Linked DNA regions of Homo sapiens: region 1 is linked to region 2. Evidence: chromatin contacts called from ENCODE Hi-C or POLR2A ChIA-PET data. All regions are on one chromosome and are shown on one strand. The core of a region is the stretch at or near the end of the contact, and the rest is flanking DNA. Distances in the headings are between cores, read along the strand shown. Region 1 overlaps POLR3A (RNA polymerase III subunit A). Region 2 has its middle 22 kb from the start of DLG5-AS1.

The links. Hi-C counts contacts between places; a loop is a spot of excess contacts on that map. ChIA-PET counts read pairs that join two places held with the same protein, here RNA polymerase II (POLR2A).
Region 1: a loop to region 2 is called in a map of endothelial cell of hepatic sinusoid, with 10 times the contacts of the local background. The contact joins two enhancer-like sites. A Hi-C loop is called at or near these places in 3 of 168 maps with a recorded cell type or tissue (Caki2, astrocyte of the cerebellum and endothelial cell of hepatic sinusoid). POLR2A ChIA-PET finds 5 or more read pairs at or near these places in 6 of 52 experiments (AG04450, BJ, OCI-LY7 and 3 more).

What each region holds. Positions count from the first base shown.
Region 1 is chr10:77,998,810-78,001,706 of GRCh38, reverse strand. POLR3A (RNA polymerase III subunit A) reads left to right here. Exons shown (of 31, transcript NM_007055.4): 18 at 613-731; 19 at 1,589-1,726. Among named protein-coding and RNA genes, the nearest start is that of POLR3A, 29 kb to the left of the region's middle. Within about 2 kb of position 1,351, at least 3 of the 41 ENCODE cell types and tissues checked have a DNase peak (open chromatin) inside an H3K27ac peak, as active enhancers do.
Region 2 is chr10:77,947,890-77,950,589 of GRCh38, reverse strand. No RefSeq gene overlaps it. Among named protein-coding and RNA genes, the nearest start is that of DLG5-AS1, 22 kb to the right of the region's middle. RefSeq lists enhancers at 760-1,297, 1,298-1,835, 1,836-2,373 and a silencer at 1,125-1,419. Within about 2 kb of position 1,334, at least 8 of the 41 ENCODE cell types and tissues checked have a DNase peak (open chromatin) inside an H3K27ac peak, as active enhancers do.

The DNA.
Region 1 (2,897 bases), core at 102-2,601, 51 kb before region 2:
AGAAGAAAGCCAGGGATTTTTTAATGTACTTAATGATGTGGCATAATTCTTCTATTTTGTAGATACCGAGGCCCTCAAAGCATTTGGTTTTATGATAATGCATTCAAATTCAAAACCTCTGTGCTTCTATTTCTGTACACTTTTTTTTTAAACAGGATAAAGTCCAGTCTCTTTAACTTTGCTGCCTTTTACCCCATTGCTCTCCTGCTTCCTACCCTCAGGACATAGCCCACACTTTTCCATTTCTCTGTCTTTGCTTCCTACTTTCCCACCCACTTTGGAATTCCTCCCCCTCTCCCTTTATGTCCAAATCATAATGTCCTCCAGGAGTCCAACCTGGACTTGCTGAAGCCTCCTTGAAGACTCACCTGTCACTTCCCCAGCCTTTCCTCCAACCCACACATGCTCCTGGCTCCTCTCGCCGTCGTTCCGCCTTTCTTGGGTTCCTGACAGCTCCTTGTTGTCTTGATTGTATTTCTGTCTTCTACTGTTCCAGGACCATGACCTCATTGAGCATAAGGGCCTATTCCTGTTTTACCCTTCCAATCTGCATGCACTTCAATTAGTGTTATTTTGGTAAATGAATGTTACATTTCTGGTCCATGTCCCCAGGTTCCTTCATTAACATATCACAGATGATTGCCTGTGTGGGACAGCAGGCCATCAGTGGCTCTCGAGTGCCAGACGGCTTTGAAAACAGGTCCTTGCCTCATTTTGAAAAACACTCAAAGGTAAGCAGTAGCAGATCAGGTAGAACTGTGAAGATCTCTTAATCTACACTTTCCTCCAAGGAACACAGACCTATTCAGATCAAAGACCGTTGGCCAATTTCATGTGGAGTTTTATATATGTATTTTTTGCCATTTTATTAAGATACACTTCAGGCCGGGCACAGTGTCTCATGCCTGAAATTCTAGCACTTTGGGAGGCCAAGGCAAGAGGATTGCTTGAGGCCAGGAGTTCGTCTGGCCAACATAGCGAGACCCCATCTCTACAAATAAATAAACTTTAAATACATATATACTTCATATGTAATTATTACAATTATACTTCATATATAATTTACCCATGTAAGGCACACAGTTCAGTGACTGTTAATCACAGAGCTGTGCAGCCATCACTACAACCTACTTTTAGAACATTTTCAGTGCCCAGAATGAAACCCTGTAGACATTGACAATGCATGGTTATGTTTTGTAGGTGGGCAGGTCTGGCCCACAGGAAGGATATCTTGAAGGTGTCATTTCCCAGGGAATGGGCAGGCAGCCTCCATCCACAGGGTGTCCTCTGAGGTCCTTGACTGCTTGCCTATTTTAAGGAGAGCATCCAGATCTTAGGTTTCCCTCTCTTGGGCCACTTGCCTGCCACTGGCACCAGCACCAGCCCTGGCTGGGCCCTCATTCTCCTTGTCCCTGGTATAAAGTATTTCTCCATAAGGAAAGGGCAAAGAAAGCCTGCCATTTAGTGAGAATATACTGGCCAGGTATTTATAGTCTCAAGGTGGGGCATTTTCTGATTTGAGTGGATTTCAGAATCGTGGGCCTTGAACTTTTTTTGTTTGATTTTTCTTTTTTCTACCTCTCTTTAGCTCCCAGCTGCCAAAGGCTTTGTGGCTAATAGCTTTTATTCCGGTTTGACACCAACTGAGTTTTTCTTCCACACAATGGCCGGCCGGGAAGGTCTAGTCGACACGGCTGTAAAGACAGCTGAAACGGGATACATGCAGGTAACCTGAAGAAATGTAGGCCATTAGCAACAGAGCAGGACAGAGCTCTGTGGGTTTTGACTATTGAGTACACGTTTTGCACATGAGCTGTAATTTATCTAGTCTTGGGTTAAATTTAAAAGGAAAAAATGTAGAAAGGTAGATGCCCTGGAAATGAACAACCAAAAAAAATGTAGTATGTTCCGAATCATCCTATGATGATCAAGACCAGGCCAGAGCCACGCATAGCAAAGCGCTGTTAGAGGAGAACATGGATGGAAGTACATTGTGGGATATGTCATTCAACCTCACTAAGCCTCGCTTTACTAACACGTGACAATGAGGGTTATTGCAAGGCCTCTGCCTCTCTCTTTGCAACTATTTATGTAACTCATTATTAATATCATTCTAATTAACTCTAATGACCTATTCCAGTGCTTGCTGCGGGGCTTGGATGCTTAGAAGGAAAGCATTTCCTCAGAGAGTGTATAGCTCTGAGATAATAGACTCTGGGGCACAGGGCTAAACTAGAGGCTTCTCAGCATTTGTGCTTCTCAAACTTTACCACAAAAGTACCCTAATGGCAGAGGAGTGAAAAATACGTCTTCTTGTGTTCTTCCATAAGACCACAGGCAAAAGATGTCTTTTCAATCCCTGTACTCTCCACTCAATAATTTAACTGTATTTTTTTAATTTTATTATTATTATACTTTTAAGTTTAGGGTACATGTGCACAACGTGCAGGTTTGTTACATATGTATACATGTGCCATGTTGGTGTGCTGTACCCATTAACTCATTTAGCATTAGGTATATCTCCTAATGCTATCCCTCCCCGCTCCCCCTACCCCACAACAGTCCCCGGTGTGTGATGTTCCCCTTCCTGTGTCCATGTGTTCTCATTGTTCAATTTCCACCTATGAGTGAGAACATGCGGCATTTGGTTTTTTGTCTTTGGGATAGTTTGCTGAGAATGATGGTTTCCAGTTTCATCCATGTCCCTACAAAGGACGTGAACTCATCATTTTTTATGGCTGCATAGTATTCCATGGTGTGTATGTGCCACATTTTCTTAATCCAGTCTATCATTGTTGGACACTTAGGTTGGTTCCAAGTCTTTGCTATTGTGAATAGTGCCGCTATAAACATACATGTGCATGTGTCTTTATAGCAGCATGATTTATAATCCTTTG
Region 2 (2,700 bases), core at 85-2,584:
TATGGAAGACAATAAATAGTGCCTAAAACTGAAAAATCATGACGTAGTAATAAAATAATATTATTGAGGGAAATGGAGACAAATGCCAAAAGAATGAGCTATAAAAATTGAAGATGGCCAGGAATGCTGGCTCACACCTGTAATCCCAGCACTTTGGGAGGCCGAGGCGGGCAGATCACTTGAGGTCAGGAGTTCAAGACCAGCCTGGCCAACATGGAGAAACCCCATCTCTACTAAAAATACAAAAATTAGCCAGGTATGGTGGCATACGCCTGTAGTCCCAGCTACTCGGGAGGCTGAGGCAGGAGGAGAATCTCTTGAATCCGGGAGGTGGAGGTCGCAGTGAGCCGAGATCACGTCGCTGCACTCCAGCCTGGGCAATGGAGCGACACTCTGTCTCAAAAAAAAAAAAAAAAGAAAAAAGGTGAAGATGATTATCTCTGCTAAGGGGAAGGGAGAGGGCTCTTTTTCATAAATCTTGCACCATCCCTTGACTTTTTAAACTATATAAATGAATAACTTAAATAAAAATTAAAACTTTGACCCAATTTCTATCTCCGAAAGTACAAGCTGAGGCAGGCAAACACACAAAGCAATGTACAGACAAAGCATCCGAAACCTGAAAAGGAAAGTTAAGTTGTACACAGGGAAGAACAGCATACATGTAGGTAAGAGGAACAGCAGGACTTCTGGAAATAGGCTGAAGATATTAATGATATGTCCTTAGACTCATCCAGGAAACCATCATATTTAACATGACCTGGAACTTGACCTTCCAGGATGCAGTCTGTTCTCCCAGGGATGGGAGGTGGGAGCTTCCCTAGGGAAAGTAATGTGGGATGGAAGTTTCTAAAAGCCAAAGCAGCCATCACTCTCCCCTCACTTCCTGTTCCTCTTCATCCATCCTCTGCTCCATCCTCCACCAGCCCCTCAGGACCCAAGCTTAGAGATATTGACCTGTGCTCATGTTTGCGAAGATCAAACTGACTGAGGGGATTAGGATGCGCTTAAGAGCCAGCAGACAAATCTGGCTTTACTTTTACCCCTGCATCCTCTCTCCCCAGCCATGTTTGTGGTATCTGGGCAGACAGCTCAGCCAACCCACCTGCACAGCTTCCCCAGACATTCCACACCCAGACAGTGGTGCCAGGAGTAAAGCAGCAGAGAAAGGGAAGGTATTAGGGGAGAATTAAGGTGAGGAAGTGACTCAGCCCCGCATAAGCCTGCAGGCATCCGGAGGAGTTCTCAGGAGGCAGTGGCGGCTGGGCCGAATTTCAAGCTGGCCTGTGAGTGAGGCTGAAATGTGACTCGCTCTGCCCCGCCAGGCACTGAGTGTGGTGGGGGGAGGGCTGGCTAGGGCTGGCTGTGCTCCTGTCCCCAGCTCGGACTCCCAGAACATCCCTGGTGGGCTGGTTGGGTTTGGAATCACTGGATTTTGCACGGCAATGGGTTTCTTTCTTCTGCGTTTGTTTGCCTTGCATAGGGTGGAACCAGGTAGAGAGGTGACTAGTAGAGAACATGCTGCCTTTCAGTCAGACAATTCAAATTCAGGCTCTTGACCTTGGACAAGATACTAGCCTCTCAGAGATTGTTTATTCATGGAGCAAACCCTGGAAAACAAAATTACCTTGACTGTTCGTCAAATGCGTTCACTGTGTAACCACCTCTAATATGCCAGGGTCTGGGTTCAGTTTAGAAATAATGTTTAAAAGTAAGCCATCTCACTCCATTAAGATGGCTACTATCTGGCTGGGCGCGGTGGCTCATGCCTGTAATCCCAGCACTTTGGGAAGCCAAGGCGGGAGGATCGCTTGAGCTCAGGAGTTCAAGACCAGCCTGGGCGACACAGCTAAACCCCGCCTCTACAAAAAAGACATTTAAAATTAGGCAGGCGTGGTGCCATGCACCTGTAGTCCCAGCTACTTTGGGGTGCTGAGGCAGGAGGGTTGCTTGAATCGGGAGGTAGAGGCTGTAGTGAGCCAAGATTGTGCCACTGCATTCCAGCCTGCGGGACAAAATGAGGCCCTGTCTCAAAAAAAAAAAAAAAAAAAAAAAGATGGTTACAATGAAAAATTTAAGAATATATTTAAAAATAGACTGGGCACAGTGGCTCACATCTGTAATCTCAGCACTGTGGGAGACCAAACCGGGTGGGTCATTTGAGGCCAGGAGTTGGAGACCAGCCTGGACAACATAGCCAGAACCTGTCTCTACATAAAATTAAAAAATTAGCCAGGCATGGTCACACATGCCTATAGTCCCAGCTACTGGGGAGGCTGAGATAGTAAGATCCTTGAGCCCAGGAGTTCAATCCTGCAGTAAGCTATGATCATGCCACTGTACTGCACTCCAGCCTGGGCAACAGAGCAAGACTCTGTCTCTATAAGTAAATAAATACATATTTTAAACATAAATAAAAACCAGAAAATAACCAGCCTTAGCAAGGATATGGAGAAACTGAAATTTTTTTTTTTTTTTTTTTTTTTTTTGAGACAGAGTCTCGCTTTGTCACCCAGGCTGGAGTGCAGTGGCACGATCTCGGCTCCCTGCAAGCTCCGCCTCCCAGGTTCATGCCATTCTCCTGCCTCAGCCTCCCGAGTAGCTGGGACTACAGGCGCCCGCCACCACGCCCAGCTAATTTTTTTGTATTTTTAGTAGAGACGGGGTTTCACTGTGTTAGCCAGGATGGTCTCGATCTCC